Regions from separate parts of the Homo sapiens genome. Here region 1 is linked to region 2. The links are chromatin contacts, found by Hi-C or POLR2A ChIA-PET in ENCODE. All regions are on one chromosome and are shown on one strand. The core of a region is the stretch at or near the end of the contact, and the rest is flanking DNA. Distances in the headings are between cores, read along the strand shown.

What was found. Hi-C counts contacts between places; a loop is a spot of excess contacts on that map. ChIA-PET counts read pairs that join two places held with the same protein, here RNA polymerase II (POLR2A). Pooled maps may share reads with other maps.
Region 1: a loop to region 2 is called in a map of naive thymus-derived CD4-positive, alpha-beta T cell, with 20 times the contacts of the local background. The contact joins two enhancer-like sites. A Hi-C loop is called at or near these places in 6 of 168 maps with a recorded cell type or tissue (CD4-positive, alpha-beta memory T cell, CD8-positive, alpha-beta T cell, Caco-2 and 3 more), 15 of 37 single-sample maps with no recorded cell type and 16 of 50 pooled maps. POLR2A ChIA-PET finds 5 or more read pairs at or near these places in 1 of 52 experiments (activated CD4-positive, alpha-beta T cell).

What each region holds. Positions count from the first base shown.
Region 1 is chr1:183,911,839-183,917,572 of GRCh38, reverse strand. It overlaps RGL1 (ral guanine nucleotide dissociation stimulator like 1), which reads right to left. Exons shown (of 18, transcript NM_001297671.3): 15 at 5,305-5,491; 16 at 872-1,126. Among named protein-coding and RNA genes, the nearest start is that of RGL1, 110 kb to the right of the region's middle. RefSeq lists enhancers at 1,339-1,528, 5,226-5,395. Within about 2 kb of position 1,437, at least 17 of the 41 ENCODE cell types and tissues checked have a DNase peak (open chromatin) inside an H3K27ac peak, as active enhancers do.
Region 2 is chr1:183,735,522-183,741,145 of GRCh38, reverse strand. It overlaps a transcript of RGL1 not described here. Among named protein-coding and RNA genes, the nearest start is that of RGL1, 67 kb to the left of the region's middle. Within about 2 kb of position 1,268, at least 2 of the 41 ENCODE cell types and tissues checked have a DNase peak (open chromatin) inside an H3K27ac peak, as active enhancers do.

The sequences.
Region 1 (5,734 bases), core at 188-2,687, 180 kb before region 2:
CCTCCATACCACTTATGCCATATTCAGACCTGAGCTTGTAAGCACTGAGTGTGCCTTCAAAGAGGCGAGTGATAAAGATGAGGAGAGATGTGGAATTAGCTGTGGGATTTTGCTGCAAAGGATAAAGTGATTTCCAATACATGATTATCTCCCATAAACTAAGGAGTTTATATTCTTGTGATAAACCTACCAGACCTCACATACCCAAGGTTATCGCCATGAGAGGCTCTGTGTGTATTCCCAAAAGACTGCCATTATTAAAAATATCTTTGCAATTGTCCTCAGAAACACACAGATTTTACAAGAAGCTCAAAAAGGTCAGTCTCATTTTATAGGCATCGTTCCTCATTAACCCAAACTGTATTTCTAGCTTGATCATCCACTTTATTAACTAGGTTTGATCCAAATGACTAAATGACAAAAATCTGCCATCAGGGGAGTACACTGCTAAGAATGTGTGGAAATTCAATGATAAAACCAGACATATAATTCCATAGGAAGGCTTCCAAAAATGTGTGAGGTTGTGTCATCCTCCCTGGAGCACATTTACACTGTCACCCAAATTGAGAATTTTCAAATGGCTAATACTGACCTAAACGAATAAGTTTTAGCATTTCTTTAAGATGTGAAAATTATATCCTATATACACCATGTGTGTGCATATATATGTATATATATTTTATATACATATATCATTCAGCATCTATGCCCAGGGAGACCTGGAACTGACACACATCCCTTCTGTGTGAATGCATATATGTATATGCTAATATTGAGTGTGCATATTTAGGGCTATTAGTCTGAGCGGCCGACAGACACAGACACACAATCTAAATGGAAACCCGCTCCTGGGTCAGGGCTTGCTCCTCACCATGATGCTCTTGTACATGTTGCCGTTATTGTCTTCCACACTGATGCGGATTATGCAGGTGTCTTCATTCTGTTGGTTGTAAACAGGAGGCAGCACAGTCGAGGTAATGGACGTCACCGAGACAGAGCGCTTGTGGATTTTGGGGTTGTTGTTGCAGGACGGAGGGGAGGAGAGGGGGTTGATTAAGGAAGACATCCCTGAGGAATTTGTGTCCATGGAATGGATAGAAGAACAGGATGAGGAGGACTCAGAGAGCTGGAAGAGTAAACACACCCCAGAAGAAAACAGATTAGAACGCTGGCCAACAGCTTTGCAATTTTCAAAGCAGAGGTAGATATCAAGACTGATAGACTGCAGTTATTTCCTCCACAACAGCCCACAGCACACATGTGTCTCATCCCTGGTGTAAGTACTCTGAGTCCCCATCAGTGGTAGATGCCTATCGGTGACTCAGTGTGACCTAATCACTCTATAAGCACGTGAGGCAAAGCAGTTCTATTTCCCTAGGTTTTAGCTGTTCTTATAGAAGTTAACCAGCAGGTGGCAGCAGACACCAGAAACTGGAGGCAATATGGGTTCCCAAAGAAGTCAGAAGCTTACGGGGCTGGAGGAAAGCCTTGCCAACGCAGTTGATTCAGTCCTACTGCAGTCAGATTTCGTAGTGAGAGAGAAAGTTCTGTATTTTTAGAAGTTTCTAAGAGAAGTACCCCAGATTATACGGCTCTGCATTGAATATTAGTGCTAGAAAGGCCTTGGACATCAACTAGTCCCATACCTGTTCTGCTGAGGAACCTGAGACCCAGGGAGAAAACTGGGGCTCCAGGTCCACACAGCTAGTTGACAGCACCCCTAGAACAGGAACCCAAGCTCCCTGATTCCCACTGTCGAGTTCCCAGAGCAAGCACATGGCCAAGGCTCAGCCTGTGGCTGATGACAATAAGATGAATCAACATAGTATGCTGCTACCTCGGTATGTTTAGTACTGTGAGGCTTATCATGAACTTTCATATTATCTTATCCCATTTTAATTCCACAACTGTCTTGTGAACAAAATGCAGAGCATTATAAAGACGAGGAGAATAAGATTCAGAATATAAAAGTGACTTGCTCAAGGGAAATACAGCCTTTAAGCAGCTTCACCACTTTCCACATTTGCTAGTAGAGCCAACTGTATACATTTTCATGATGTGTATCAAGGACAATTAAGAAATGGAGTACTACAGTTAATATGCTTTTCTGATTAACTACACATTTCTCATCCATGCAATACCAATAACCAAAGAAAGAAGTTATTGGAAGAGGTACTTTTAAAAATCATTAAATTGAACCATTTAAAATACCCATTATTATTGTAGAAAATTATAAAGAATTTCCCGGAATGACTTAAGCTAAATTATACCATGTTAATCCTATAAAATATTCTGGAAGTCATTTATAAAATAAATAACATTTCTTTCATATTTATCTGCCTTTCCATGGAAACAGTATAGAAGTTGAGCTTTCTGGTTATCAGGCTTCTGATTAAAATGGAGTCTATTATCTTATTTCCTGTAGATTTCCTCCTGTGGCATAATTATACATTCAGTTCTATTGCACAGTTAGTTTACAGCCAGCCAGCTGATGTGACAATTCTCATGGGTAGGGGTCTGATTGTGGCTCTATCATAATATGGTTTAGTTTTTGTTTTGGTTTTTGGGTTTTTTTCTTCCTTATGTTCCCAAATGAATCAACTTAGTGGCTCAATTTGAGGACTAACTGATGATAGATAAGTTAATAGCATAAGTTTCTTTGCAGATATATTAGTTAAGGGGGTGCATTTTCCAATTATTCATTCAATTTTTTCGCCTTCATGTTCCTCTATCCAAACTCTATTTCCTTTGTTAGATTTTTCTATGATTCTAGTGACATTTATAGTTAAGATAAAGCCTAGAATATGCCTGGGTTATAGCAGCTCTAAACAGACTGCCTGATGAGCCCCCAAATTCCTATTGAGAATTTAAGAAGTGAGGAGCAAGTGCAAAAATCAATATTTAGAAATCATGATCGGGGAATGAAGAAAGGAATGCAAATAAATTACACTTCACCCTTAAGAGCAACCTCACAGTGCAGCCTGTGGAAAAGGAAGAATGACAGTCTGGAGGACTTTTGGAGAAGGCGGCTGTCACAGGCTCTCAGGTCAGGAAGGAAGTGTGGAGGTCAGCTCAGTCCAGCTATGTGCCAAGCAGGAGAATCACGAGCCTTTCTAGCTAATATGCAGGGATTGTGCAGTCCAGGAGCTACTTGCATCCAAGTGAATCACTGATGTTTAAGAAATGTATGACTCTGAGAAAGGTTCATCCAAAGAATAAAGAGCCATGACTTCTGCAAGAATTTAAAAAGCCAGTCTGATGAGGGATGAGACAAAAAAGATGAAGCAAGGGATGTGCAGGAGAAAGCACACTGGGCTTCTGCATAGTTTTAAAAGGTACCATTTGGACCAATGTACATTTCCACTATGCCACAAGGTGTGACTGTGATTCCATCTCCTTCCTGGAGAGACAGGGAGAAATCCCACAATAATGTGGGCAATACCTCAGTTATTACTTTCCTACAATGTCTACCATCAGAAATGGAGCCTATAAAACCTCAGAGGCTGTGAAAAAGTGAATGATGAGACTGCATTCCAGATTTTGACAAAGCTAATTTGTATGTCAAGTCACGAAGAATGACTACATCCCGGGTTGAGGAAAAATGCCTTTTGAGAGCATGGCCAGTCCGTAGGTGTCCACGAAGGCTTTCTTTCAATATTTAGAGCATGAATGATTGTATCCCCTGGATTTCAAAGCAGAAAGCTAAGAAATCCAACTAGAGCAGCAAATTAGTCATCTCAGTTTGATGAATCCTGAATATGATGCTTTTCCTGGATTGGCTACATTATGACAAAGTCACTTGAGGGTTCCAGGATTACCACTGTTGTTTTAACACCATGTGAAGCAACACACATGTCCCCTTGAAGAGCAGCAGATATAAACCAAGGGATGAAACCATTGCCAACATTCTACCTTACTGACCTAACCATAAGCTAAGGAGCCAGAAGTCACTATTGAGTAAGCTTGGTTAGCCAGAAACCTTCCCCAAATGGTGCAAATTCTAGTTATGTCATAGTTGACTTTCTGATCCAAACCCTTCAACCAACAGATTGAAGCAGATGTGTACAGAAGATTAACACTGATATTGGTGGGGTGCGGTGGCTCATCCCAGCACTTTGGGAGGCCGAAGTGGGTGGATCACCTGAGGTCAGGGGTGTGAGACCAACCTGGCCAACATGGTGAAACTCCATCTCTACTAAAAATACAAAAATTATGCGGGCATGGTGGCACATGCCTGTAATCCCAGCTACTCGGGAGGCTGAGGCAGGAGAATCCCCTGAACCCAGAAGACAGAGGTTGTAGTGAGCCAAGATCGTACCACTGCATTCCAGCCTGGGCAACAGAGTAGTGAGACTTCATCTCAAAAAAAAAAAAAAAAAAAAAAAAAAAAGAAGACTGGTCTTAATTAAGATCTTAAGATTAAGATATTTTGGTTTTTAAATTTTTATTTATGCAGTCACAGAAAATAGAAACTCGACGGAAATTCTTTTATCACCTCTCATCAGTTTCCTTTTTTCCAACATGGGAGAATGTATCCTTGTTACCAATCCCTCATCTTCCCCTGCAGCTGTGCCCTTTGCACTGTGATTTCAGAGTTCCTCCCACTAAAACTGGAGCCTATTTCTCTGCTTCATTTACTTATGTGGAATGTGGCCACATGATTACTTTAGCCAATAGAATGTTGGTTGATACGACTCAAGTAAAGGCTTGACATATGCTTGCGAGTGGGCTTGCCCTCTTGCTTGTCCGTCTTAGCATGCTAAGGGCATGCCCTGGGTAGCCCGTTACTCCAACAATAATGAGAGGCAAGTGGAACAGACCTGGACCAAATCTGTGGCCTAGTGTCAAGCCCAACCTAGATCAGCCAACCAGCAGATACATAAGAGAGATAAATAGTGGTTGTTTTAAGTCACTGACTTTTGGAGTGGCATGCAATGCAACATTATTGTGATAAATGCTTGGCTAAGACAAAACATGGCACCAAGAACCTGACACATCTCCATCTCTGACTTTTTGCTCTTTCTAAGAAGTCCTACTTCCCCTAAATAACTCCAGTGCCTTAAGAGGTGGGTATAGAACAATATTTCAAAGGCCAAATGAATAAACGAAACTGCTTAGTGCTTTTACACCTGTTTCTATTAGTAGTATGTCCCCAAATTGAACTCTTCTTTTGATGCCTGTTCAAAACATGACTTTCAAAATACTATAGAGTGATCCACTTAAAAACAGACATTCCTTGCTGTGGTGTGGCAAAGAGCATGTAGGTGCCTGCATTAGGAATTATGAGAAGGGTTGAGTATATACCTTTTTTTGAGGCTCATCAGGGGTGTCCATGGGAGTAATGGAGCCCTCCTCAGCCTCTGAGTGGTTCGACTCGCAGGATGACACGCTGACAGAGTCCATGCTTTCACCAGAGCTCCCGCTGGCAGTGGACTTGGGCTGCTCTTTGGTGGGAGTGGGACTGGTGATCATGTCAGACCCTAGAAACAGTCTGGAAAAAAACAGAATGCCAAGCATTTGGGCTGTTACAAATCTGGAATCCATGATTAGGCAAATATTTTGTGTTGATTAAGCCCTTGATGTTTTTTCAGTCTTGTGTGTTCTGTCATTATTATTTTAGGAGGACATTCGCTATAAAGTTTCTAACAAATAGTAGTAAACATCTTGTCCCAAAAGAGTATTTCCAACTTCAAAGAACACATAGATTATTCAGTACTAATCTGAAGTCTTTCTA
Region 2 (5,624 bases), core at 19-2,518:
ACCTCATGCATGCACTGCTGCCTCCTCAGCCACTGTTTCAGCCATTTGAAAGTATCTATGGACCCCAGATACATCTGGTGCCTATAGCCTTTGTTTGTGACACCTTCTCTCCAATCCCCATCCCAAGAGAATACAGGCCTCCCTCCTTTGTTATTCTATGTACTCTAGACAAACTTCTATCATGTCACCTGTAACATTTTATTATATTTATTTGCTTTCAATTCTATTTTCGCCTTCTAGTCTTATAAGCATCTTGAGACTAGAGATAGTATCACACACAGAGTAAGTACTAAATAAATGTTTTATGAATCATTAATTCAATCATTTAGTAAATCATGACAATCCATTGAAAAGGAGGCAGCAGATCTTATATATTCAAGTAACAGATGTAAAAGTCAGGTTACCTCTTCCTTTTAACTTTTTTATTGACTTAGTGGGCTGTAAGTTCTTCACAAAAAAGGGATAAGTCTAACATTCATCACACACCCCCCAAGCAGCTTATAATGCAAGACGATATTGCTCATTCGTTAACAACAGGCTGGTTTTCATGGAAATGTCTTCAAGGAATCACGTCTGCAAAACACAGGTGTTATGCTCACTTAACCCACTACCCAAATAAAAGTAAGTGGAAATTGAAATCTATACGAGTGGCAGGCGTGACGGGTCAGCGGATTTAAGAAAATCATCATCTGCAGAGGAGTTACTTCTCTGCTCTGGGGCTTCCCATGCTCCATCTGTAAGCCATGGAGAGTAAGCCCATCTACTTGCAGAGAGCAGTGATGAAGAAACTGATAACCAAAACCATCGTGAAGTACTTAGAAACATAGAGCACTTAATACCCTCCCATTAGGAACCAGGAAACAAAACCTACATAATTAATGAACAAAGTTCCTCTGAGTGGACACACTAATAAATGATGCTGACACATACACGCAAGGAAATAAACAAATCAGAGTCATGTAGAGATTTCAGTCCAAAAAAAGGAAATTAAAATAAACAGGCAAAATGGAAACAGGCCAGATTAGTAGGAAAGGAAATTCCATTGTTGTTATTGGAGATAATACTGTAAATAATAACAAATAAATCAAAACAAAGTAGGAAAACTACATAAAATGGTTTTGGCTGTCTCCTTCGTATATTATGGAAACAAACCTGGATAAAACAGACAAAGTACAAAATCTCATGGGAACAATGGAACATCCGTAAGCGTAACATGTTCCAGAGACCCCACAGCTTACTCTACTGTCTGCCCACAGCTGCTTTCTCATCTCCACAGTGTGGGTGAAAGTTGGCAAATTTTCAGCGTTGGAAGACTGAACTCTACTGTGCACTGACTTCCCACAGATTGCTCCTCACCCTATTTGGGAAGAAGATGCAATTGTGAGTTTTAAACGATTCCAAAGCACTCAGGAACTAAGGAGGGACTCAAGAGAGGCAGCCAGTTCTTACAAGGCTCTTCAAGCATTCTGAGATCCTCCACCCTATCTGAGACTTGAAGTCTTTTTCACTCATCCTCAGTGTATCTCCGCACTTACAAAAATGACCATATGTACAATATATCTTGAGCTTCCACTGCATACCAGCCACAGTGCTAGGCATTTTCCACATTATCTGTAATCCACACAGTAACCCTGAGAGGTAGATATCACCATTTTACGGCAATGAAAAAATAAGATTCAGAGAGGTTAAATAACTTTACTACACTGCTAGAAAGTTGCAGAGTTCCCAAGTTCATGCTCTCTCTCCTAGATCAGTTCAGAAAGCCTTCAGCTCCATCCTACTCTCCCGCCGCTGGTAGAATGCAACCTCCTTCTCATGCTCCTTCCTCCATAGACTAGAGCCAGTGTCTGTGCCTCAGCTCACTGGCACAATGGTGCCCCCTTGAGAGATGGTCACACCTGATGAGTACATAGGTAAGGATGGCATAGAGGTAGGAAAACATCACAGGGAATGGATCATTCCTTTTCCTTTTTACTGACATCTCAACTTCTGACCAGGGTGAGCTTTATGAGTGTGTGACCTATGAAGTCACACAGGGCCCCATGCTCAGAAGAGCCTCATGCTTGGTTTAATGCTTTGCTGTTGCTACCTTAAACTTCTTAATTTTTGAACAAGGGGACTTCTATTTTCATTTTGCACTGAGCCCCACAAATTATATAGCCAGTCCTGCTACCAACCTGTCCTTTTCCTCTTCAAATCTAGCATTTTATTCCATACTCTCTTTATTCTTTTCTTTTTTTCTTTTGAGACAGGGTCTCGTGCTATCACCCAGGCTGGAGTGCAGTGGTGCAGTCTTGGCTCACTGCAACCTCTGCCTCCCGGGTTCATGCAATTCTCCTGCCTCAGCTTCCCGAGTAACTGGGATTACAGATGCCTGCCACCACGCCCAGCTAATTTTTGTATTTTTAACAGAGACGAGATTTTACCATGTTGGCCAGGCTGGTCTTGAACTCTTGGCCTCAAATTATCCACCTGCCTCAGCCTCCCACAGTGCTGGGATTACAGGCATGAGCCATCTCACCCAGCCTCGATACTTTCTTTAAACAATTCATGCATTATAGGTTTCCTACCTATTCCGCTAAAAAGAGCTAGAAGTCTATGTGACAGAGTCATTTTTTTGTTAAAATTAAAATAGGAGGCATATGTAGACTTTCCACTACCTCTGATATACTGTGCATCTTATAGTTGAACTGCTGACTTCTTTCTTTTTCTTTCTTTTTTTTTTTAGACGGAGTCTTGCTCTGTCGCCCAGGCTGGAATGCAGTGGCGTGATCTCAGCTTACTGCAACCTCTGCCTCCAGGGTTCAAGCGATTCTCATGCCTCAGCCTCCCGAGTAGCTGGGATTACAGGCATCTGCCACCACCTCCAGCTAATTTTTGTATTTTTTAGTAGAGACGGGGTTTCGCCATGTTGGCCAGGCTGGTCTGGAACTCCTGACCTCAGGTGATCTGCCTGCCTCGGCCTCCCAAAGTGCTGAAATTACAGGCATGAGCCACCGCACTCAGCCTGCCTTCTTTCTTAAAACACATAGTCAAGGCTTACAAGACAACCTCCAGGCAAATACCATAAATAATGGGCCCCTTCAACAGAATCATCAGATAATATGAAATCACTGTAAACCTAAAAGGCAAAATTTTCTGTTCTAGTTAAGAATTGGTCTAAAATATCGTAAGCCTTACGGACTCCTTTGGAAATCAATTTTGAAGAATTTTTAATTTAAAACACCTGATACCCAAAACAGAATTTTGTTTAAACAACTGGATGGTAAAATCAGCCTTAAGTTGGGAGTGGGGTGAAAAAAGGAACCTGTATGTATATAAAGGCAAATCTGATCAGAGAGCATAAAAGCAAAATTTTTCTCAAAAATTAAAAAAGAAAATTGTTTGGGAATTTTTTTGTAATTGTAAAAGGATTGTGATTGCATACTGCCTCAACCTTATGAAGCACAGAAATAAAATTAAAACAGGGAAGACAGGTGGGATGGAAGAAAGATGTGCTTGCTTGACACTGAGAAACAATCTGCAGATGAGAAAGCCATGGAAAGATTTTTTTTTTTTTTTTTGTAGAGATAGAATCTCACTATGTTGCCCAGGCTGGTCTCACCTGGGCTCAAGTGATCCTCCTGCCTCAGTCTCCCAAAGTACTAAGATTACAGGCATGAGCCACTGTGCCTAGTCTTCTTTTTAAAATATTTACTAACACTATGCTTATAATATCTATAATATGTAATCATAACTTATTTCTTCTATTCCTTCCAAAATAATCATTGACAGGAGGTCATAACATTTTCCATGGTCATAACAAAGGGCGCAGCTGATGGCTTCATACCCTAAGTGATCATTATGCACCAAAAGTAAATGAGCAGCTTCTCAGAGGCTAATCTTGAAAACGTTAAGTATTAAAATAACAATCTAAGAACACAATAACTTGCCATTATTAGTGTCTGTTCTTGCTATCAGATAAAAATTATCCATCACTTCCATGGATGCCCTTTTTTTGAAACATGGCTTTAAAAGTAAGTGCTAGGACACAACTCCACTCAAGTCTGTATTTATTTTATTAACCTCCATGCTGAACTTTGTTTGATACATCATTTTGTAATTTATTGAATTTTACTTTCCTTCTTATAATAAATAGCATATGAGACATCCCTCACAAATCGTTATTTTTTTCTCCTCCTCCTCCTCTTTAAATGGTTTGGAAGGAAAAGAAAGTGTTTAAAATTCAGAAACTTATTGAAATGATTTGGTGCTTCTTATCTTTATCTATTAGGGTCATGCTTTTCTTCTTCCTCTGCAGACTCCCTTATATGTGATAATATTTCTGCTTATTTTCCTTTTGCTTCTACCTGAAGAAATCTTTCAATTTTTCAAACTCAACTCAGATTTCTTCTAATCTTGAAAATGTCTGGCATTTACCCTGTTCCAGTCCCTTCCCATGATTATTTGTCTTTCTGCCATTTCTTTCCTCCTACATTCTCTCTTCCTCATTCCTCTTCCTAATGAGCTGAGGTCCTGTCCAGATAAGATAGGTTTGTTTATCTTTATATCCTACTATCTTCAACTCTTCCACCTAGAATGCTATCAAGAGCAGTCTTTGCATTTTAGTTTTACTCAAAGGTTCAGAATTGCCTAATGCAAAGTGCACTGAAATTCTAGTCACAAGACCTGAGTTAAAATCATGAAGCTACAGTTAATTCTCTGTGTAACCATTAAGCAAGCCATTTCACCTTTCTTGGCCTCAGTGTCCTTATCTTTAATATGAATAGGCTACAAGACTGCTGAGACCTCTTACAGTTACAAAAGTAAAGCATTCACCTCCCTCAAATGTAGAAAGCAAAACTAATGTGCATTGAATTATTTTTCCAGAAGAACTGAAGGCTCCAAACTACTAAACAAAACAGTGAAAGGTGATTTCGGTGTTTCACTCACGTATTGTACTTATTCCCATATTATGCATTCACTACTCAAAAGTCAAACAAACAGTATGATATTAAAATAGCCTCTTTACATACATGTATATAATATCGGGGTTTTGACTATTCAGAGATAACCCAAAACTCTGACATGTAGTCTATTGTAAGTGTGCTGAGGCTTTTTAAAGCTGCTATTTGGACATGCTCACCCATCCTTAGCATCTAACTCCTGGTTTGGTGGTAGACTTCTCTAACCATGATTGCTATTGTGATATCTACAAATTGTGGGATCCAAGAAGGTCTCAAGATACAGCCTCCTAATTGTGGAGGGGGCATGACAGTGATCTCACTAGTCTATTTCTTCTGAGAACACAGAGAGAAGCAGCTATCCAGAATCAAAGATGACCATATGAAAATGGAAACTGGGGCACAGACAGACATCAGAAGGGAAGGACTCCAGAAAGCCACAGCAGAGAGACAGATTCCTACTGCCCTGAGAAAGGAAGCCCATTAGATAATTTCGTAGTAATACTAAATGTTGCTTGTGTTTGAAGTGGAGGTATGAGTCAATGTACTAGGAGGTAAGAGAGCAACAGATTCCTATTATCTCTTCCTCTTTGGAATCTCAGCAGCATTTCAAGTCTATCTATATAAGGCAACTCAGTTATATCCTGAGTATTGCTTTTTTTGCTTTCCATAACTTACTCT